Regions from separate parts of the Mus musculus genome. Here region 2 is linked to region 1. The links are chromatin loops, found by intact Hi-C in ENCODE. Cell type or tissue: left cerebral cortex. All regions are shown on one strand. Links, peaks and the distances in the headings refer to the core of each region. The heading gives the core; the rest is flanking DNA. Region 1 overlaps Dock3 (dedicator of cyto-kinesis 3). Region 2 overlaps Mapkapk3 (mitogen-activated protein kinase-activated protein kinase 3).

The links. Peaks named below come from ENCODE experiments on the same cell type or tissue, not always from the same donor. Only the 100,000 strongest peaks of a DNase experiment are listed, where the experiment ranks them.
Region 2: a loop joins it to region 1, with 3 times the contacts of the local background. A loop is called at or near these places in 2 of 42 quality-filtered maps.

Annotation. Positions count from the first base shown.
Region 1 is chr9:107,079,463-107,091,558 of GRCm38, forward strand. Dock3 (dedicator of cyto-kinesis 3) reads right to left here. Exons shown (of 53, transcript NM_153413.2): 6 at 2,913-3,061. Among named protein-coding and RNA genes, the nearest start is that of Gm22454, 11 kb to the right of the region's middle. In left cerebral cortex, for the core only: no CTCF peak of the experiment used is centred there; DNase peaks (open chromatin) are centred at 7,658 and 8,261; H3K27ac peaks cover 787 bases.
Region 2 is chr9:107,248,618-107,260,713 of GRCm38, forward strand. Mapkapk3 (mitogen-activated protein kinase-activated protein kinase 3) reads right to left here. Exons shown (of 11, transcript NM_178907.3): 6 at 11,428-11,551; 7 at 10,197-10,272; 8 at 9,713-9,837; 9 at 8,798-8,883; 10 at 8,445-8,525; 11 at 6,310-7,718. The coding sequence ends at 7,566. Among named protein-coding and RNA genes, the nearest start is that of Dock3, 23 kb to the left of the region's middle. In left cerebral cortex, for the core only: a CTCF peak has its summit at 6,265; DNase peaks (open chromatin) are centred at 3,759, 6,011, 7,203, 8,887 and 1 more place; H3K27ac peaks cover 6,435 bases.

The DNA.
Region 1 (12,096 bases), core at 2,696-10,695:
TGCACCGCCACTCCTGGCTACTACTATGGATTCTTAAGGTAAGTGCAATGATACTTTATATTATAATGACTAGTATTTGGGGCTGAGGACACAGATTCATTAGTTGTACTGTAATTTAACATATTATATTTTACTTAGTTTTTTATTGTTCCAAGTCATTAATTTAGAGAACACTATCTGATCAATGTACTTGAATTCATGTACACTATAGTATATAAGTAGGTTAGTATGCAACAACAATTACATTGTATAGCCACGAAGAACTTTAATTCATGTATATTATAGCATATGAGTAGTTTAGTATATAACAAGGATTACAATGTACAGTCAGGAGTTAATAAGCAAAACAAACCAGGATAGAATCTTGTCCCTTCAAAAAAATTAAATCAATTTCAATTGTATTTCTCTTATTTCTAGTAATAACAACTATCACTCTCAGTTGGATTCACTCAGATATATTGGGTTTTTTTCCCGATTTATTATTATACTTAGCAGTTTCTTTCTTCAAGTGTCACCTACAAAAAGGAAATGAGAGAGAGCTACTATGTACCCTTGAATACATAAAAATTGTTTTATTTGCACTATCAGTTAATGTGACTACTTACAAAACTCTGGCTAGTATAGCATTTCCCTTATGGAATTCTAAAGCAACCACTGGATTATCTTCCAGTATCTGGTTCTAATGATAAAACTTTTGAGTCCAGTATGACTACTTTCTTTTGTAAGAAAAGCTGTTTTTCTATTTAAAGACCTTTAAGAATTTCTATTCATTCCCGGAATTTTTAAAAAGTCTTAATGTGCGTTAATCTGGAGTTTGTTTTTAACTCCATTCATTACTTTAACTGAATAGTGATCCTTTTCTATCTGGAAGCTGTGTATTTTGGCTCTGGGACTTCTGCTTCCTTATAAACACTACCTCATTGTCTTTGCTCTTTTTCTGGGAATTAGATTTGATCTTGAACCTACTCAGTAATGATTCTCTACCAGTGAATATGTTCAGTGAATTATTTTCCATCTTTTTTGTTTTATTTTCAAGAAAATTACATAAAATTTATCTGAGTTTTTTAGTTTAGAAATCACATTTTTCCTTCTTTCTTTATTGACTCTAATTCTAAATAATGAGCCTTCTTTATTCTCTTTGTAGATACTGGAGGAGTTTGATTTGTTCTTAAAGTTTTTAGTGAACTTCCATTTCTCTTAAAGGAGAAGTCATTTCCCTTGGGCCCAGATATTTTTAATCCTGGTCTCCCTCTTCCATAAGAGACAATTTATTTAAATATCAGTGAAATCTGATTGCTCATTTATATATAAAATGCACTGGAAAAAATGTAGAAAGTTTTGTGAATAAATAGATGACTGGCAAGCTTTCTTTTCTGGTGAGAGTAGGGAACTGGTCATTATATAAAGCCTTTAGATGCCACAATACATGAGATCCCAATTCTTCCTCCAGTTGCCCAGTTTCTCTGAGGCTGTTAGTTTCTAATATAAAGGAAAAACAACTGGCTATTAATTCTTCCCAAGAAATGATTATCCTTCATACAGACTTTAAAACCATCACTGTGACCTTTTAAGGTCACTCTCATAGCCCCTGATTCTGGGAGCTTCAGAGAAGACTGGCTCCAACATTAGCTGAAGTTCTCTCTGCCTATATTGGCTTCTTCTGTCAGCAACTTATTCCCTACCTTTCAGAAATGCATCCACATGTCTAATTTACTGGTTTCTTTTCTATCATTCCAAAATGCTTTGGCTGGAAGACGTGAATATAAATATTTAAATATATTTAGACAAACATGTGTGTCTGAAGTAGGAAACTACTGGTTGTTTCAAAGTTCAGTGGACATGAAAAATTACTAAATTTATGAATAAATACAACTTTAACTTATATTAATTTATAATGACAAAGTCTCAAATTTTTATTTTTAAAGATTTGCTTTTATTTTATGTATATGGGTGTTTTGCCTACATGTATGTCTTTGTACCATGTGCATACCTGGTACCATAGAAGCCGTAAGTGACCAGCAGATCCCCTAGAGCTGAGGTTGTAGACAGTTGTGAGCTGCCACGCTGGGTGCTGTCAATCAAACCCTGGTCCTCTGAAAGAGCAGCCTGTGGTTTTAACGACCAAGCTATCTTTCTAGTCCTCAAACTTTATTTTAAGGACACAGAAAATCATCATATTCACTATACAAATGCAGGAGTCTTTCTGAATGGCAAATGAGTTAAGAGTATTTTAAAATGTAAATCTTTATTTATAGGTTATGCTTATTCAGATTCATTGTATGGGTATAAAACATATAGAGAACACTAATGCTTCTCTCTCTCTCTCTCTCTCCCTCTCCCTCTCCCTCTCTCTCTCTCTCTCTCTCTCTCACACACACACACACACACACACACACACACACACACACACACACACACATACACACACACAGAGTACACATTTATTTGTTGTGTGTGTAGGCATGCAGATGCCCAAGCAGCAAAGAACTTGCTGTAGCAATCAGTTTCTCTTCCACCTTGTAAAATCTGGAGATCAAACTCAGCTGGAAAGGTTCAGTGGCAAATATCTTTATCCGCTGAGCCATCTTCACTGTACCAACTCCCCTTTTCTCTAAAGCACCACAAAAACTTTTTACATATACTGTAATTAGTAAGGTTTAAAATAAAGGAATTGATCTCCTGGAAGACACCTCAGAGGATAGTCAAATTCCTTAATTCTTTCCAGAAATAAAAACACAGGCTAAGAAAACTTCAGACTAGAACCATTGATAACTAGAAAAAAAAAACTAGCAAAACTGTATGGAGGATATATTATCTTTTAATCATTAAAGAGAAGCTTAGCTCAAGTTTAAATTCTGTGAGGACTGAGTTACAAAGAAACTAAGAGATGCCCAAGTAATAGTTATACTTACTCATTACCCCAGTCCAGACGCACGGTGATGTGCCGCTTAACCTCCCGCACCTGATCCTGTGTCAGGTGACCAGACAGTAGCTGCCTTCGCAGGTCAATAAGTTCATTCATCACATGGCGGAGTTTGTAGAAAAGATCTACTTTGTGTTTCTGAAAGGTATTTTGGTGTGGGTGAAATATAAAAGGGATATGGAAAGGGAATGAAAAGAGAAAGAAAAATAGTTAAACTATGGAAAGTGCTCATTTCCCTGAACTACAAAGGCAATGTAAGAAGGAGAATACTTAGAAACAAAAAGGCACTTCCTACTTTCTAAAAACTTGTACACAGTGATATCTAATAAGGCAGTATAACTAATCTGCATCATCGAAAAAGCACCCCTCTACCTAATCCTGGACCACTCATCTCAAGTAAATCAAAGTTATTAAGCTTAGTCAGAAAAGTAACTTACACAGGAACCCAAAGCTGATTTCACAACGGAAGCAATAATGCCCCTACAAGCAAAGACTTCGACCATCTGGCAACACCTCTAGTTTCATCAGGAGGGATAGTCAAGTTAAAAGAAGGAGGGAAGAGAATTAATTGCCCTATTTTGAAGCAACTAAGGTTTCATATAAAGCCAGTCTCTGGAGTGAGATTTCTTTCTTGGTTTCTAGGCCTCATCTAGCTTTCTAATTAGCTTCTTTTAAACAGTGTGTGTCCCTAGAGTGGGAGATTTCTACTCCTTTCAGCTTAATAAAGATCCTTACGTTATAAAAGTTAAGTAGAAACATCATAATAAACTTAATTAAGGGCATTATAGTGTTTATTACCTTGCAAGTAAATAACAAAACACAAAAAACTAAGTACCCAGTTAATGCTTCAAAAACTGTTCTTAAGAATAAATTTAAGAACTGGAGTATTACTTCACAGAAGCAAAATGACTTTTTTAATACTTAGAATTCTCTTTCTTTCAGAGAGAAACATGATTTTATACAATTGTTGAAGATAGTAAAGTACAACCAAGTATTATTAAAGAATGCTTTAATAATCAATCAACACATTCTATAAATGCAATTTTTCCAAGTACTTTTGTTCCATAATCGCTTGATTCCATGGGTCAAAAGGAACAACTGTATTGTCACAGAAAGGAAGGCTCCCTAATATAAGTATTGACACACAGAGTTAGAAATGTAATGAAATGACTAAAGTACTGTCAGAGAAAAGGCAAGAGCATCAGCTGAGAGTGATGCAAAGGGATGCTGAAGCTTTAGAAAACACGAACCAGTTTCTCAGAGATGCTGATTTGAACTAGAGGATGAAAGATAGTTTCAGCTTCAAGGTAGTTCTGAGAATTGTGAACACTAACAAAAAGTAGGGGTCTTTTTTAGGCCAAGTGTAAGGGAGTGTACTGATACCAGTGTTTCACATATGTCTTCGTATGTGCTATGATTTATTCTTCTTAAAGAAGTATTTATTTTTATTTTATGTGTATTGATGTTTTGCACAGATGTATGTACCAATTCCAAGCCTGGTGCACACAGAGGACTCAAGAGGGCATTGGATAGCCCTGAAACTAGAATTACAGACAGTTGTAATCTGCCATGCTGGTGCTGTGAATCAAGCATAAGTCTTCTGGGAAAGCAGCCAGCACTTTTTATTGCTGAGCCATCTCTGTAGCCCATGTGCTACAACTTAAATTTTTGTGTCACACCAAATTTACATATCAAAATCCTAACCCTTAAGGCAATGGTACTAGAAGACAGTACCTTTGCAGAGATGATTAAAGTTATGAGGGCAGAGCACAATTAGCATTAGTGCCCTTGCAGAGGACTGGTCCATGGAGTTTGTTTCCTCTACTACACAATGTGAGGATGTAGAGAAAAGGTGTCACTTATGTGGAAATGACCTCTCCTATGACAATAACTCTATGTCTTCATCTTAGACTTCCCAAATTCCAGAACTGTGAGAAATAAACTTCTGTTCTTTACAGTTTATGAAATTTTTATAACAGCCTTAATTAACTGAGATTATATATGTAGTATGTATGTGTATAATTATATAATATGGGTATACACATATATAAGCATACACACATGTAATATATACACATATATACATAATGTCTATGCTAGAATACACTGATATAGTTTTTAAAGAATTATAAACAATTATTTGTTTTTTAATAAGAACTTTTTATATTAAAATTTCCAGAAATCATAATAGCACCCATGCCCTGTTCTTGTATGGCAATGTAACACAGACAGTCCTACAGGGAAAGACAGTGGATTTTCTCCATGAATCTAGGCAGGTCTTGAGACCACTCTAAGCAATAGAACATGACAGAATTGAACTAAGTCAGTTGTGAGCCCAAAATTAGACTACTTCTTGCTGTCTATTAGTATGCACGAATAAATAAATTAATAATCGGTAAGTCTTTTAAGCACAGCTGTATGTTGAAGCCACAAGTTGACATCCTAATAACTAGTTCTTAATACCATATACCTAGCCTTGCCAAATTTCCAGATCCCGATTGCCCACCCTACAACCACCTGATTGCAACAAAATGAAACTGTGAGAGAAAACTGCCCAACTGAACTACTGAAACAGTTAACAGTTGTTTGAAGCTTCTAGGCTGTCCCTGGTTTGTTATTACTGGAATATAACCGCTATACTTTTTATCTAGTAGAAAACCCATTCTCACTTAACTATACGAAGGTGGAAAAACCTGCTCTAATCTTTTGTGTAAAAACAGAGTAAGAATGAAATGCATCATATAATTAGAAAGCAGCATTAATAATGCAATCGATGGTGTCAACTTCTTTCCAATCTTCTACACTCAACTCAGTAGTATCCTCTCTCTGGGTCCTTGTCCTTGCTGTGCAGGTGCTTGCTAGCTTGCTTTCACCTATAATAATGTCCTTCCTAAAATCTTACCCTAGCTGTTATCAGTGAAATTCATTCTTTGAATTAAAGGTAAGACCCTAAAGCCACTGACTCAGTGGAAGTCTTATGTACTCTAATTACTGAATTAAGCTGGCCCATAACTATATGCACCAGAAGTTAAAAAAATTACATTAAAAAAATAAAAAAACATCTCCTACGTTGGAATAACTGGATTATAGTCAACATAACCACCAATAAGACAAAACCAAAATTAAAAAAAAAACGGATACAATAATGAACACTTGTAAAAGTTCACAACACTGAGAAAAAAAGTGATGACTCATAAGTGTACAAGGAGGCAATGTGTAAATACACAGAAGTACAGCACTGACAGCAGGACAGACAGCAGCGCCAGAGATGAAAAATGGTGAGGCCTTGCACAGTTCTGTAAAGTTTGCTTCTGTTGCTGTGTCTGTGTGAAAGTCTCACTGGATGCTAGATCCTGAATGAACTCACACTCTTGATCCCCCTGCCTCAACCTTCTGAGTGCTGGCTAGTATAAGTATATATGCCCGCACCTAGCTAAAATTCTTCATCTTATTTGTAACAATTTTATATTCATCAAAACTGTCAACCCACTGGTAAGGGCAGGTTAATACATTTTAAAATAAAAAATGTTAGGACATCAAGTGAGGGATGGGGTTGCCATTCCACAGTTACATCTCTGACCCCTAATTGTTTCCGTCTGAAAGAATTACAGGGATGGAAATGGAGAGGGGCCTGAGGAAAAGTAAATCCAGCAACAGGCCCAAAGTGGGATCCAGCTTAAGGGGAGCTCCCAAGGCCTGACACTATTACTGAAGTTATGGAGCACTCACAAAAAGGGACCTATCACGACTGCATTACAGAAAACCCAACAAGCAGCTGAAAGAGTCAGATGCAGATATTTACACCCAACCAATGGGCAGAAGCAGCTGACCCCTGTTGGTGAATTAGGGAGGGCTGAAAGAAGCTGAGAAGGGCGACCCTATAGGAGGACCAGCAGTCTCAGTTAATCTGGACCCCTAAAATCTCTCAAAAACTGGACCACCAATCAGACAGCATACACCAGCTGATATAAGGGCCCCAACACACATACAGTAGAGGACTTCCCGGTCTGTGTTCATTCAGAGATGATGCACCTAACCCTCAGAAGACTGGAGGCCCCAGGGAGTTTAGAGGTCAGGTGGGGTGGGAGGTGGGGGCATCCACTTGGTGTAGGGTGAGGTAGGGAGGAGGTGTGGGAGGTGGAGCAGAAAGAGGGTGGATGGGGGCATGGGGGCGGGGAATAGAATATGGAATGTAAAAAATAAAATAAAATAAAATAAAATAAAAAAGGAATGTTAATTTTTATTTTACATGGTTTGCTTTTCAGAAAGCTACTGGTAAAGTGCTTTTGTCAAATGAGCAAGTAAGCCAAAATTAAGGCAAAAGTGGTTTAGCCTAAGAGACAAAGGGACCTAGGAAAGAAGCAAATACATTTTTCAGGACATATTAATGTAGAAGGTGGCAGAGTTCCACAAGACATTACTGAGAAAAATTACATTTATTAAATACCTAATGTAATGAACACACTCAGTGGAGATTTTATTTCTGCTAAGAGGTTAGATTTTAGAAAATGGAGTGAATAAGATCAAGCAGTCAGCTCCTGTGAAAACAAGCAATACAAGAAAGGAAGCACAGCCAGAGCTCCTTATTTGTGAAAATAATCACACACACAGCGGAACAACTGAATGCTGACTCAAAAAGGAGTGATACAAAATTCATGAAACAGTTACACAGACATTGTAACCACTGACTACTGATTCCAAAGCTGGCAATGTGGGACACTGGACACCGCAGGACAGGGATGTAGCTGCATGAGCACTCCGTTCACTTACTGTCTTTTACAACAGGAAAACCGTTACATAATACCTAAAGTTTAGAAACCGCATCCATTAAGGGAATACTATTAGAAATGTCAAACACTGAAGAAACAGCTAAGAGAACTAAACAAAGTAAACATAGACTCCGAATTAGAAGTGGGAAGAGATGGCACCAGGACCCAAATTGAATTAAATGACTAGCAGTCCTTAATCTCTAAATCTAAAATTCCGAATTACGTTCAGTTTTGACTGTTTTAAAAGGTAAAACTGAATAACCCCAACTATAAGAAGCCATCCTCCGTTGCTCACACCACTAAGTAGGGATGCTAGGACACAAAGCTGACTGTGAACACAGCCCTCACTCCTTACCAACTTAAATATTGATAATTGGAACCAGCAAATCTAAGTACAATAACTCTCTGTCAAAATCAACACAAAAGCCAGAGCACTTATATGTCTCACTCCTGAAACACATGAGGAATGAAATGCATTCCACAGCAGAAGGTGGCCCTGGAGAAAGCTCTGTGTCTTAACTACAGCATGGCATTTATCCACAGATAGCTTTCACACTGGAGACAGTACATATGGAGCAGGCGTGGTAGCAGCTACCCTGCCAACCAAGCTCTGCGGGGTTCTCAGGCAGAAGGTACATATTTACATCCACTTGTCTAGAAATACAGCAGTAGTCATTTCATACCAGGACCTAATACCAAGGAAACACAAGAGTTCCCTAACTTCTGTGGAATGCCTTGGTGTTTTCATTTGAAGGAAGGAAGGGAAAAGGGGGAGAGAGGGAGAAAAATAATAAATCTATCTGCAATTGTAGTTACTATCACACCTCTGATTTTGTTCTTTCTCCAGTACATGCTGATCTGGACCTAGCCTCAAAATACCATCTAGTTTGTTAGATAAGCTTCTAAGCATGACTACTAGCAACCCACTAGATAATAACACTCTAGTGAGTCTAGCTAAGGGTTTATCTATCTTGTTGATTTTCTCAAGAACCAACTCCTCGTTTGGTTAACTCTTTGAATAGTTATTCTTGTTTCCACTTGGTTGATTTCACCCCGGAGTTTGATTATTTCCTGCCATCTACTCCTCTTGGGTGAATTTGCTTCCTTTTTTTCTAGAGCTTTTAGATGTGTTGTCAAGCTGCTAGTGTGTGCTCTCTCCAGTTTCTTCTTGGAGGCACTCAGAGCTATGAGTTTCCCTCTTAGAAATGCTTTCATTGTGTCCCATAGGTTTGGGTATGTTGTGGCTTCATTTTCATTAAACTCTAAAAAGTCTTTAACTTCTTTCTTTATTCCATCCTTGACCAAGGTATCATTGAGAAGAGTGTTATTCAGTTTCCACGTGAAAGTTGGCTTTCCATTATTTATGTTGTTATTGAAGATCAGCCTTAGTCCATGGTGGTCTGATAGGATGCATGGGACGATTTCAATATTTTTGTATCTGTTGAGGCCTGTTTTGTGACCAATTATATGGCCAATTTTGGAGAAGATCCCGTGAGGTGCTGAGAAGAAGGTAAATCCTTTTGTTTTAGGATAAAATGTTCTGTAGATATTTGTTAAGTCCATTTGTTTCATAACTTCTGTTAGGTTCACTGTGTCCCTGTTTAGTTTCTGCTTCCTGTATGTTCATGGGCATTTCTTTCTTTAGGTTTGGGAAGTTTTCTTCTATAATTTTGTTGAATATATTTGCTGGCCCTTTAAGTTGAAAATCTTCATTCTCATAAACTCCTATTATCTGTAGGTTTGGTCTTCTCACTGTGTCCTGTATTTCCTGGATGTTTTGAGTTAGGATCCTTCTGCATTTTGTATTTTGATTGTTGTGCCGACATTCTCTATGGAATCTTCTGCACCTGAGATTCTCTTCTCTATCTCTTGTATTCTGTTGCTGATGCTCGAATCTATGGTTCCAGATTTCTTTCCTAAGGTTTCTATCTCCAGCGTTGCCTCACTTTGAGTTTTCTTTATTGTGTCTACTTCCCTTTTTATGTCTAGTATGGTTTTGTTCATTTCCATCACCTGTTTGGATATGTTTTCCTGTTTTTCTTTAAGAACTTCTACCTGTTTCATTGTGTTTTCCTGTTTTTCTTTAAGGACTTGTAACTTTAGCCATGTACTCCTGTATTTCTTTAAGTGAGTTATTAAAGTCCTTCTTGATGTCCTCTATCATCATCATGAGATATGCTTTTAAATCCAGGTCTAGCTTTTCGGTTGTGTTGGGGTGCCCAGGACTAGGTGGGGTGGGAGTGCTGCGTTCTGATGATGGTGAGTGGTCTTGATTTCTGTTAGCAGGATTCTTACGTTTGCCTTTCGCCATCTGGTATTCTCTGGAGCTGTGCAGGATACACTCGGTGGGGTCCTGGAACCAAGATGTCTGTGCAGGGTACACTCGGAGGGTCCCGGAATCAAGATGTCTGCTGCCAATGCTCAGGCAAAGCGCTCCCACACCGGGCAGATCCCGATCCTCTGGCCGGGAAAATGGCCAGCTGCCTGTGCAGGATACATTTGGCGGGGTCCCGGAACCGAGATGTCTGCTGCAGATGCTCAGGCAAAGCGCTCCCGCACAGGGCAGATCCCTATCCTCAGAAGTCTTAAGATCCCGTGGCGGGTGTTGTGGGTAGCTGGCGGGTGTCAGCTGGCTCTGAGCCCTAGCTACCCAGGTGCTGCTCAGACCGGAAGGGGCTTGTGCCCCTACTCAGACCGGGTTTTCTGCTTCCCTGACTAATGCAGTCTTAGGTCCTGCAGGATTGGATTGGAGCAGATGCTGTGTTCCACTCACCAGAAGTCTTAAGATCGCGAGGCGGGTGTTGTGGGTAGCTGACTCTGCGCCCTAGCTACCCCGGTGCTGCTCGGACCAGAAGGGCTTATGCTTTTTTTTATGCTTTAACTTCCTTCAGCAATGTATTGGCTTTCAGTGTACAAATTTTTCACTTTCTCAGCCAACTTTATTCCCAAGCATTTAATTGTTTTTGATGCCATTATAAATGAGATTGTTTTCTTAATTTCATTTTCAGATGGTATGCTAATTTTATAGAAATATAAGTGACTTTAATACGTTCTTTCTATCATTAACTTTCCTAAGCCGGGCGGTGGTGGCACACGCCTTTACTCCCAGCACTCGGGAGGCAGAGGCAGGCAGATTTCTGAGTTCGAGGCCAGCCTGGTCTACAGAGTGAGTTCCAGGACAGCCAGAGCTACACAGAGAAACCCTGTCTCAAAAAACCAAAAACCAAAACCAAAAAACAAATACTTTCCTAAATGTTTGTTAATTCTAATAAGGTATATGCATGCACACAGATAGCAGAGATTTCTACATAAGCTAGTTCTCTAGAAACAGATAGTTTTGCTTCTATTCCTGGGTGCTTTTAATTTATCTCTTCCCCATTTGTTCTGACTTGGACTTCCAGAATGAAAGCTATAAAAGCAGGTACCTTTGTCTTGTTCCTATTCTTGGAAGAAAAGCTTCGTGTTCTCACCACTGAGTAGATTACAGCTAGCATGCAGGCTTATCACACGTGATTTTATTAGGCTGAAGTACATGTATTACTGTTAATTACTGCTTAATTGAATCAACTTTACAGGATCTAGAATGACCTAAGAGACAAACATCTGGGGATATCTACGAGTTTTAAGACTGGGCTAACTGAGGGAAGAAGACTCACCTTATATGGGTAATACTATTCCAGCAGCTGGTATCCCAGGAAAAATGAAGAGAAAAAAAGCTGAGCACCAGTGTCCATCTTTCTGCTTCCTGACTGCTGAAATATGACCTGCTGCCAAGTCCTCCTTGCCATGATGGACTTCACGAGGAGCCTAACCAACCCTTTCCTTCCCTAAGTTGCTTTAGACCAGCACTTTTTTCTTTTCTTTCTCTTTTAGCAATGATAGAACTAATAAAAAATTGTTTATTTTACTAAATAACTTTTATCATAAAAGGTAATCTCTGGGTGTTTTACTGCTGTGAACAGACACCATGACCAAGGAAACTCTTATAAAGAACATTTAATTGGGGCTGGCTTACAGGTTCAGAGGTTCAGTACATTATCATCAAGGCAGGAACATGAGAGCATCCAGGTAGACATGGGACTGGAGAAGATGAGATTTCCACCTCTTGTTCCAAAGGCAGCTAGAAGCAGCTGGAATTGGGTCTTAAAGCCCATACCCACACAGTGTCACACCTACGCTAACAAGGTCACACCTCCTAATGATGCCACTCCCTGGGCTTTGGCACTATGACATACATATGATAGATATGTTTTATATCTATCATATAAACCATCATATTCTACTCCCTGGACCCCTTAGGCTTGTTCAAACACATGAGTCTATGGGGGCCATACCTAGCCATAGTATAATAAAAAAGTACATTTAGTCCAACTTTCAAAGTCCTCAGTCTATAGTAGTCTCACA
Region 2 (12,096 bases), core at 2,700-10,699, 170 kb after region 1:
CTGATCAGCTCTGTGCCATCAGTGCAGAACCTAGTGAAAGGCATCTCCAAAAAGCTCTTTCCATCTGGGTACAGTGGCCCATGCCTTTAATCCCTGCCCTTGGAGGGCAGAAGCTGGCAGATCCCTGTGAATTCATGACCAGACTGGTCTAACATAGCAAGTTCCAGGCTAGCTAGCCAGAATTACATGAGGAAACCCTGTCTCAACCCTATTCAATTCCCTCCCATGTGCACACCCCCCCCCCACCGCAATGAAGATAAATTCCTGAAGCACCGTTAGGCTGCCACATGCTCACCCCTGTATAGGAGCAGCTAGTTGGAAACAGCCCTCTCCAGGAGCAACATACATGCTCTACCCCTCTGTTACCCCAAGGGCTTTTGAGCCTTAGCACTTGCTCTTATTTCTGTAATGTCCTTTTTCCTCTTCTTATATCCATCTTTTGGTCATTTGTCCCTAGCTGAATGTCCCCTACTCAGCCTTCTCTGACCCTTCTGCCCCTATCTGTGACCTGACTCCTCAGCTGTGGGCTCCAAGTTTGGACGTGGAGTCCCATCTGTTTAACCTGCTCCAGCCAGAGCACGGGAAGCCTGTCCATTGTAGGCATCCAGAACCAGTCCATTCTATTACCCAGCCGATGCGGTGTGCAGGCCTGTGTCTTGCAGGCTTCTGCTTGCTCTCTTTACAACTATGTAAAGAGAGGGTCTCTGGATCTCCCTACCATAGCCTCCCCTGCTTTTCTTGTCTCCCTAGCAGCCTTGGCAGCCTCTTTACACAGCCTACTAGGCCTGGCAAGGAGCCTTCATAGAGAGGCCCAAAAGATGTGGGCAGCTCCATCAGACAGGAGCTCCAATGCAGCCCCTCCCTCTGAAAGACTGCCTCCGTTCAGAGGCCCTAACCCATGACTCAACGTTTTTGAATGCCATCAGGCCCCACACAGACACACGTGCAAGGTGTATGTTTTTTCTGGTCCTGTGTCAAGCTGAGAGTTCTACAGAATGCTGTGTTTTACCTTTTCTAGTCTTGTAGTATAAGGGCAAGCACTGGTACCCACATAACCTACTGAGAAATGGGCCAGAGTGACCAGAGAGAGTAATCAGTCTCGAAGCAGGGTCAAAAAGGAACCCCAGGTTGTATAACTAGGGTTCTCATTTGCAGATAAAGATCTTGACTTTAAACGTTCGTCCAGAAACACAGAAGATCACCTTTTCCTGAAAACCAGGAGTAACAACGATCAGGGGAGGGGGAAGGACAGATGATTGACACCTCAGCTAGGACGGATCTGTGAAGGGAACAGAGCATCAACCATCTTGGGTTAGAGACAGACTTCTTTAGGAGGAGACAGCAGAGATCCATGCTCCTGGTCATGACAAAGCTGCTCAAGTTGCAGGGACTTTGCCTGCAATATGGGCATAACTTCTGCTTTGGAAGCTATTGGAAGAACAGAAACATAAGGGAGGCCATGTGAGATATATCTGGCATATAAAACTTGAGCTGAAATCTGTTTGCAATGGGTCTAGCCCCTCAATGGATTGGCCTTCTTTGTGGTCCAAGACCCTTCATCCTGTTCTTCTAGAAGTTAAGTCAGGGAGAATAGCCTATAAGCCAAAGTCCTACCACCGGAAAGGGAGGCTGGACTGGGATATGTACATACACTGGGATGAAAGGCTGCTTTGTGGAGGAGCTGAGAAACATGCCTCATTCTTGAACAAAGAATCTCTCTGCCAGACGTGAGAGCCAACTGACTCTGGTTTGCTGTGGACACTTTACAGTCCCTGATGCAGAGGCCACCTTTGCAGAATAAAGCAGACTCACCAATATCTTCCCTGCTTTCTCCTCATGTCCATTACTCCTCTTCACTCCAACTATCTCTTCCCAAAGTGAGACCCTCCCACAAGATGGCCATGGTTACCTAGCCATCTCCAGTCTCTTTGTCAGAGAGTACAGGCAACTGTTCTCTTCTTATCCCTGCAGAAATCTGGACCCTCTAAGGGTCGGCGCAGTAGAAGAAAGGATAACCTGGAGGTCATTTTGCCCTATCAGAGCCCCGCACTCCTGTCCTCTCCAGCTATGGACCTTAGAATTACTCTGTGTCTTTGTTTTTCCATGTGTAAATGAGGGCTCGTAGTGCTTGCCTTGAAGGATTTGAAGATGTATTTTGATAACGTCTAGTTCAGTGGTCCATAAACTTTTTTTAGAGCACATAAATTCACGCTCAATTTAAATCTCAAGAGAAATCCCGGTATATAAAATAGCTCTGTTGGCAGCAGCGGAGGCGTGAGGCAAGGAGCTAGGACTCCTCCACCAAATGCTGGGAGTTCAGCGAGTCCAACATAGCTGAGACCCGGTTCCAGCTCTGACAGCCAGCTCTGGAGGGCACTGGAAATGCCACAGCAGCAAGAGGAGGTGGGTGGTTTGTTTGACAAACTGGCATCAAAGACGGGTGTATCTCTAGGAGAGACAGAGGTGAGGAGTAAGGGTGGGAAACGTGGCAGACACAAGAGTGCCCTTCAAATTTCCTACAGGCAGATGAAGGAACAAGAGGCTTCTCTCCACGGCTGCCTCTCAGCTGTTCAATGGACATGTTCCCTGTTCTCACAGAAAGCCTTGCCACACCCTGCATCTGCTAGCTGCAGTGCCCTTTGCCTAATTGCTCCATCTAAATCTGGCTTATCCTTTGAGATCCCAATGTTACTACATCTCAGAGGCCTTCTGTGATTGTCTACAACCAAGACCAGGAATAGCATTGCCTTTCTCTGCCTCCTGCAGCAAGGGGGTGGGGAGAGGATACAGAAGCTAAGAGCATGGGACTCAGTTTCTCCATCTATTGAGTAGGAATATGAGAACTAAATTAAGTGACCCAGACAAAATCCAGCACACAGTAGGCACTCTGCAAGCAGAAACTGCTCATCATATGTGGCTGCACCCTCTTTTAAGTTCTGACACATAGTATGGTATGAACAAAATGCTTACCAAGGCCTCACCCCTATGTTCACTAGCATCCTGAGCCTCAGGAAACTGGTCCCCTTGAGTTAGCAGCTATATTTAGGGGGCAGGGGACAGAGGAAATAGAGAGCGAGAATTATCAGAATGCCAGGCAGTTGGACTCAGCTAGTAACCAATACTGGTGACCAAGTCTTTTGGGGGGTTCAACTACCCACAGCCTTCCTCCACCCTTGTGGGAGGTTTCTCCTATTTAATAGATAAGAAACTAAGACCTAGCAAAGCTCATGGCTTACCTGAGACCACAAAACATTCTCCCCAGTCTATCAACTGGTGGCAACATATCTGCCAGGCTGCTGGATAATCTTGTTCTGCTTAATCAACATCTTATTTTACTGATAGGAAACCTCAAAAATGAGTACAGTCTTGACCAAGGGCTAAGTTCAGGTTCAGTTAAGTGTAGACCCCATCCTACATATTGGATATGAGGTGGGCTTCCTGCCTGCTGATTTTGATTCCAACGTGTAAGCAGGCCAGCTACTCAAAGGGACAAAAGGAGGAATTTTACACTTCTGGGCTGGAAGGCAGCTGTGAAAATCCACGAGAGCTACAGAGGCTCAAGCTAAGACAACCATGTCTAGGGACAGCTACACAGTTCCCACTGCACCCTCGTGCCTTCCAGAGGCAATTTCAAGAGGCCAGAAAACATTGAGACCCCTGCAGAGGCTGAAGCAAGCTGCATTTGGAGGCTCAGTTCTGACGCTGCGGTGGAGGGGCTGAGTTGAGGGCGAGGGCGGAGAGGAGCTGGTATAGAATAGCAATGAGCCAGCCTGCTGGAAGCCAGCCAGTCTCAGGTTCTGAGGACAGAGTCAGAGCTCCCCCCACACCCCAGCTCCTGCAGAGAGAGAGAGAGAGAAAGAGAGAGAGAGAGAGAGAGAGAGAGAGAGAGAGAGAGAGAGAGAGAGAGAGAGAGAGAGAGAGAGAGAAAGATCACATACACATGCATGTCTCTTTCTTTCACACACACACAGAAAGAAAAAGATCTATCACACACACATGCCCCTCTCTCACACATATACACATGCAATATCTCTCTGTCACATAAACACCTCATCACTAAAAGCTCCTAACGAAGCCACCACATTAACTATGTATAATAAATGCCTGTGTTTTGATTAGCTCGTGAGACTATATGGCTGGTTCATTTCTTAGCTCATCTAATACCTACCATCAGATTGTGGTTTTCCATTGTCCATTTCACAGGTAGCTACACGGAGGCCCTGGTTTCCAACCTCCCAGTCCTGGCTTGTGGGAACTCCTTCTAATGCCAGAAGTCAGAGGGTCAAGCACTGAGTTGGGTTTATCACTGAGTCAGATGTTTTCATGGGATCGTGGAAGTGGCCAAAGAGACGGAGGAGATAGAGGAATAAGCTTCCTTGTCTTCTTTGACTTAACTGGCCCTATAGTACCTCTTCTCTAAGAGCCACCAAAGAGGGCAAGCAGGGCTGGCCAAGTGTGACTGACTAAACAATCCTCCCTCAGGCCCAGCAGGAAGTCACGAGATCTGTAACAGCCATTCCAAAACTACTACAGCGATGGTCTTACCTGTGGAAAAAGTGGGTACAGCAGAGAATCAAGGCCAGTCCCAAAGAGAAACAGATGGAGCTGGCAGGCAGTATCTGGCCCCGGCTATTCTGCTCTTAAACCCTGAACCTATCAGGAACCCTTTCTGTCCCCTAAACTCTCTTTGATTTAAACCGCCCATGAATTTTCTTCCTGGACCACATGAAGGCCAGGATTCAATTATATACATTTGTGTAGTGTAGTACTTTCAGGGAAGTGCTCGGTACGCAGTGGATGTCCAGTCCTTCTTAGCCACCCTCTGCCCTCTCTCCCATGAATGTAAACTCCTTGAGGTGAGAACCCCCGCCTGAAGCTGTTACTGACACCTACTCTGTACCTAACACAAGTCTTGGGCATAGTGGGAACTCGACAGCCAAAGTGAGAGAATCCGTCTAGACCTTATGTGCTATTTGTGTCTCCCTGCATGCCCAGCCTTAGAGAGCACACTAGGAATGTTGACCTGAACCGTACGCACTTGGAGACCCTCAAAGTCACTAACTGCCCTCCTCTGAAGTCCAGAGCTGCAATAAAGGCCCCCAAAGACCACATGTTGCTACACTGAAGAGAAAGTTCTTGGAAGTGAAATTCCATAGTATGAAAGATCTGGTTTTCCAAATGCACAGTCCCAGAGGTAGAAGTGGGCCTGAACCGGGCTTCTCTCCTCCTCAGACCACGCTAGGTTCTCCCCACCTAAATGGATTGGAATGCCAAAGTAGCTAAAGCAGGCTAGGCTTGCGCCTTATACCCAGGCACTCTCTTAAAAGCACTGCACAGGGCTGGAGATGGCTCAGTGATTAAGAGCACTGGCTGTTCTTCCAGAGGTGCTGAGTTCAATTCCCAGCAACCACATGGTGGCTCCCAACCATTTGTAATGAGATCTGATACCCTCTTCTGGTGTGTCTGTAAACATCTGCAGTGTACTCAACGCATATACATAAAATAAATAAATCTTTTTTTTTAAAGTATTGCACAAATGACACCTACTCCAATCCCCCACCACTACGAGGTGGGCACCTTCATCTGCAGTATTCAATCAGAAAAGCTGAGGGACATGTCCAAGGTCACCCACCAAGCTAGGAAGCAGCAGAATCTCTCTGGAGTGCTTGCCTTCGAACTTCGAGGCGCCCTGCCCCCACCCCACCCCCTACCCCGTGCCCTGAGGGAAGAGGGGCAGGTGAGGAGGAGCAAGGTCTTCTTGAGTCAGATGAACTCTTGGAAAACTGGGAGGTTTCAGGATGGAAGCTGGGAGGAGAAATGGCACAGTGAGGGCCCCTTGAGGCTGCCCTCGGGGCTCCCAAGGGGTGAGGGTGCTCTCTTGCTGGAGTAATGAAAAGATAGTCTTCCAGCATACTACCCCTCCCCTCGCCGATATTCTCACTGCCAAATGAAACCTGGCAGCTTCTGAAAATAGCTCGGCGCTGCAGCAGGCGCTCTGCCCGCCCTTCAGCAGGCTGGCACGCAGCTGGGGGTGGCCACTGTGGGCAGACGCTGGCACACACAGAGCCGGGGGTGGGTGTCACACACACAGTGCACAGGGGCGGCACAGAGCTGGAGGCATGCGGCAGCTGCCATCTCTCGGTCCTTCTGACCTTTCTACAATGAATGAGACAGAGGTGTTGGAGTCTGCCTAGCATGTTTACCAAGTCAGAGGCACCCTCTCCAGGCAGGCTAAAGTCACCAGTAGGGGTGTAGAGTTGTCCTTTGAGCACTTTGACCAACTAGGTAGACATAAAGAAACCCAGGAATCATTGAAAAATGTTAAAAATGTGTTTATTGATATCAGAATATAAAACCCAGCAGCATTGTAATTGATAAGATCTAAGGTTTCCCAGCCAGTGAGAAGGGCCAGGATCTAGGATCTAGGAAGTAGGCTGGGTGCCAGGCACTTGTCAGGTCACCAATCAACCACTCAGCACCTGGATGCTGCCCTGGGCAGGACAGGGCAGAGCTGGCTAAGTCTGGGATCAGCCAAGGAAAACCCTCTCTGCTCCAATTCTGCTAAAGCCAGGACCAGACCTTGTAAGCACGGCTCAGCAGCCCTTCACCAGCCAGGTCTGATCCAGAGTACCAGAAAAGGTCCTAGATAACAAACAGGGAGCCAAGTGCGACCTTTCACAAAAGTAAGTCCCAAGGTTGCCCGTGCTGTCAGCAGAGACGGACTTTCCTACCTGAGATCCCGTGCTGTCAGCAGAGACTGGCTTTCCTACCTGAGATCTGGTGAGCAGGAAGAGGTGGGGGCTTTTGTCACAGTGAGGTTTCCAAACTGGAAAAAGGTTAAGGATACCCACCCCCAACATACATATCCACACCTTCAGTTGAGATGAGAAGTTACCTTTTGGATCAGGGGGTAATGGAGAGGATGCTTGGCCCAGGGACTCTAGTGGCTCTCTGAGTGTTACATGGGCTCTTGCTACAGTAAGGCAGGGCTGGACCACCCAGGAAAGCAAGCAATCAGGACTCTGCAGCCTCTAGCAGACCAGAGGAGAGAGCCTGGGGAGGGACATCCAGTGTGAGAGAGACAGACCTCCCCAAGAAGGTAGACCCTTGATTGTCCCTCCTTCCTCCTGTGTTCAGTATTCTCAGACAGCAACATGGCCTCTGGTCACCATAGCAACCAATGGCCCAATACCTTCCTCAAGGCCAGACCCATCTGCCCACACAGCAGGACACATCCTTTATAGAAAAACGGGTATATCCGCCACAACACCCAGTGGCCTAGAAGTAAGGCTGCTTCCTGAGGCAGAACAGAGCTGTGGCCTCAGTCAAGCTGGTGTGCAAAGTTGCTCCAGCTGTCGCAGAGGGCTCCCATCCCTGTCACCTGCAGCTTGCTAGAGCCTGAGACTTAGGCTGGGATTCTTGGGCCAAGCTCTTTATCCCCAAGTTCAATGTGACACATAAGACAACAAAATTGTCCTTTTGTTATAAGAACGACTCCAGCCCCTCCTGGCCAGAGCCTCAGGACATTACAGTCTGTCAGCCTGGCTTCTCCAAGGCACCATGAGTTACTGGTTGTTGCATCCTTGTGAGGCTGAGGAGCTGCCTGCCTGCTTTTTCCTCCTCTTGTTGAGGAGCCGGTTGTTAGAGGTCTTCAGGTCCTTGATCTTCACCTGGTCATAGTCTACCCGCATAGTGGCCAGGGCACTGGTCATCTCTTCCTGCATACCATTAGCATAACAGAGAGAAAAGGTCAGCATGGATGGACCTTAAAAGCCATCACTCCCATGCCTAGGAAGCCCCTCAATAATAATAGCACTAACAGGAATATCAGTGTGCACTGCTCCAGTACCCACTATGTGCTTGGCCCTGGGCACATAATCCTCTCTACAACGTGTGTGTGTGTGTGTGTGTGTGTGTGTGTGTGTGTGTGTGTGTGTGTGCTGGACACTGAGTTTATTCATAAAGACAAAAGAAAAGGGATGTGTCCCTGGATCATCAAGGCTACTTGGACAGAGAACTGAACCAGTGACATTTGTATAGAACCTTGAGGCATGAAGACAGTGGCACTTCTCTGGATCTCCAAGGGTCTGCAGCTTGAAACCTGATCGCTCTTCCATGCTATTTCATAGGGACCCACCTGACCCTCACTATGTCTAAAACAACGCTGGTTCCTCTCTTGAATGCTATCCGTCATAAGAGTGTTTACAACCAATGCTTGGGCCCCAGATCCTTTCATCGAGTCCCTGGTCTAAAGTCCCTCACTAAAGATTGACCCACGAGCATTAACCTAGATGGAAAAGTTCAGCAGCCAAGTGCCCAGTGGTATTCCTTGGCTGGATCACTGGGGCAGTCACTGACATCCTCCAGGTCCAGGAGAGGAGCTACACTCTAGATCTAAAGATGCCATCCTGGAATGTATAGAGACTGAGACAGAATCTACTCACCTTGACGTCATCCCAGTGATCTTTGTCTTCCTGGAGCACTCGGGCTGTGTAGAGTGGGGTCTGTGGGACCACCATGGATTGCTAGAAGGAATCACAAGCCCACGGATTACTGCCTAGAACTCTGTGGAACAGCATATGTTACCTCCACCACATACCCTGCTCCCATTCTCAGGTGGGGAAATGGTGGCTCAGAGAGGTGAAGGAGCCAGATTGAGACAGAGGCAAAGCCAGGACACAGGTCGGGGTGTTACCATACATCACTGTACAAGGTCCCAGCCCAGCCCTGCACCCAGGCCTCCAGGACTATCCCCTTCCATCCTGCCAGCCCTACTCCAGGCCAAGACCACGCTCACATTGATCCAAGGATGGTTCATAAACTGCATGATCGTTAGCCTCTCTGTGGGATCTGTCTTCAGGAGCAGGCGGATTAGCTGCTTGGCTTGGGGACCCAGAAAAGAGGAATCAGTGAGTTACAGTCCCTCAACTCCCCCACATGAGTCACAAGCTCTGTCAGACAGGACTATACGTGCACCTACATTCTTCATGATTAGAAATGGTGAGTTAACAAGTGTTTCTCGTTGAAGGTCACTAAGTACTCAGGATAATTCATTAAGCAACAATAGATAATACAAGGCCGAATTGTTTGAGCTACCTGGGAGGGAAAATATGAACAAAACAAGGAAGGGGTCCTGGGAAGGTGATATTTATGGGGTTTTATGTTTTTGTTTGTTTGTTTTTCAAGACGGGGTTTCTTTGTGTATCCTTGGCTGTCCTAGAACTAGCTCTGTGGAGCAGGAAGGCCTTGAACTCACAGAGATCCTCCAGCCTCTTTGCCTCCTGGCTGGGGAGACAAATGTTGAACCCACTTGACAAATATAAAAACTGAGACTTTGAAAAGTTCAGATGACTTGTCTAGGTTTGAATAGTGAGGATTTGAACACAAGTCAGTTTGACTGCCAAAGGTGTTAGCATTTCCTCTAGGCTCCACCCAACATTTACCCAGCAATAGCTACCTGCCAGGTATGAACCTTGCTCTGTTTGGCTTCTTTCTCTCCATCCTCTCTCTCTCTCTCTCTCTCTCTCTCTCTCTCTCTCTCTCTCTCTCTCCCCCTCCACCCCTGCCCCTTCCCCACATAGTTTGATTGTTCAGGGAGACACCTTGGCAGGGTCCACCACCCACTTCCACCGCCATTTTATAAAACAACAAAAAATTATATCTCCCAGAATGAAGGTTGAAGGGGCCAGGTTGAGTAGAGAAGCTTACTAACCATCCTCAGAGACATCTAACCATTCAGGGTTAGGGAAGCTATACTGGCCCAAGCGAATCCTTCTTTTCATTCCTGGAGAGATGGCCTGGCCGGTGTTGGAGTAGAAGGGTGGGAATCCACACAAACTGGCAAAGAGAAGAGGTCGTTTGGCACAAGGGTTGGGCACACAAGGGTCAAACAGAGCCATTCTCTCCTTTTCACTAGGGAGACAGGCTTCCAGACACCACAGCAATAATACCAGCCCTGTGGACTCTTGAACACATCCCAGGAATGCCATCAGCCTTGACATGAGGAAGCCCGCAGGCAGTTTCAAGGCCTGTATCTAACAACACAGGAAACAAAAGACAACCTGGCCAAGGGATGACTCGTAAAAAAGTCCCTCCCTAGGGACACAGGGAGTGAGAAGCTGAAATAGCTCATGGAAAGGTAGAAGCAGAAGGTTGAGGCAGGGTTGCGGGGGTGGGGGGTGGGGAGTGGTACTCACAGGATGTACATGATGACGCCCAGGGACCACATATCACAGGACTTGTCATACTTCTCTGGACCCAGGACCTCAGGAGCTACCAAAGCCGAGGGCATAGGAAATCTCTTAGCCCCAAGGGTCTTGGGGACTAGGAAGAAATCTTAAGCCTGGGTAAGGTGAGGAACAGGTACCCAGGCTGGGAGATAGGGCAGAGCAGACTAGTGTCTGGCACCTTCTGGGAAGGCAGCATGTGTGTGAAGTTGGGGGAGGAGAGACAGCTACCAGAAAAAAAAAAAAAAGAAAGAAAGAAAGAAAAAAAAAAGCTGCTTTCAGACAAACCCCTAGCTACTTCCAGCCCCTCTGCCAGTCTCAACTTGGTAAGAGAGAGGAAGGGAGAAGGCCAGCCCCAAGTTTGGAGAGGCCTCGCCATTGAAGAGGATCCCAGTCTGCCAGCCGTGTTCTGTGTTGTGTCTCTCAGCATTGTGTCTCCCTGAACGCACAGCCTGGATCACAGGGTTCTGTGTTCCAGTCAGCTTGGATACCCATCCATTGGCCTTAGTCTTCCAGTCAGTGCATTGAGCTCAGCGGGCTGGACTTATCATGAAAGTATTGCAGAATACTCTAGATAAACAGGGGCCTTTCTGAAGCTTTGTACCCTTAATTGCTCTCCCAAAGGGACAAACGTCAGTCATTGCCCAACTCTCAAGGCAGGGGCACTTGTTACAGGGGCCTTAGGATGTACTGGAGCCTGCCAGGAGCTTTCCCAGGAATCATTAAGTATGTGGATGCCCCCTAGCCCCATCTAATTCCTGGCTCAAGGGACCCTTTCCCACAAGGCAGTTACTAGTACCCTGCATCCCTCTAATGTAGGAGAAAAGGCCTGCCCACTTTCTGAATATGAAGATGAAAACCGGAGAAAAACAACTGCGGCTGGGCTCCGTCCCGAGCTGATGGCAGCCTTTTATCACATATATATTTAGAGCTGCTGTGACGTCATTCAGCTCACAGGCCACAGCCAGAATTTTCCTGGATCTATTTTCAAAAGCAGAAGCTGAAGTTTGGAAGAATATTTTTGCAGCCTCCAGCCCCCCCCCCATCACCCGCCTCCATGCAGACAAGAGTGCTCCCTCCTCCCTCTGCTCCCTCCTCCCTCTTCACCAGGCTTTAACTCTTTGGTTTCCACAACCCTCTGGCTAACCATCCTATAGCATTCTACAGCAATGGGGATGCAAGCCACATGCAAAAGACTCACCCACATAATAGGGAGTGTAGCAGGGTGTCTGGAGGGCATTTTGGGTGGTTTCCTTGGCAAAGCCAAAATCGGTGAGTTTAAGTACAGCATCCTTCTCCTTGGATGTATAGAGTAGGTTTTCAGGCTGTATCCAGAAGAGAAAGAAAGCATTAGTATAGAGGAAGGTACCAGGAGTGGACAGAGTCCCCTCCTCCAGATTCCATGCCTCCATCCCTATATATGATAAGCCAGCTCTGTTTTATGGAAAGCTCTGGATCACTAACAACGTGGAACAGATACCTTCACAGAGAGAAAAGTGAGGCAGGTGCTCAGACAAGACCATGAATGATCAGGTGCCATAGAAAGCCCCTGGGCAGAAACTTCTGTCCCTGAGTTGGGGTGAATACCATGAAAGGCCAGAAAGATGCTGGAGTAGAAAGCAGATGCTCATGAGCCAATATCACCAAGCCCAGAAGCAAGCCCACAAAGTCAGCAGGCCAGGCCCACTTGAGGCTGTTCAGGGAAGCATGTGCCCCCAACTCAGACCCCAGGAGCTACACAGAAGAAATCTTCCTCGCTGCAAAGCACAGATGGGGTTGGCAGATGGGGACAGCCAGCAGGGTTCCAGGGAGGAGGCAGCCCTAAAAACTGGCTTTCAGTGAACAGGTAGGATCTAGGTCCATGCCAAAG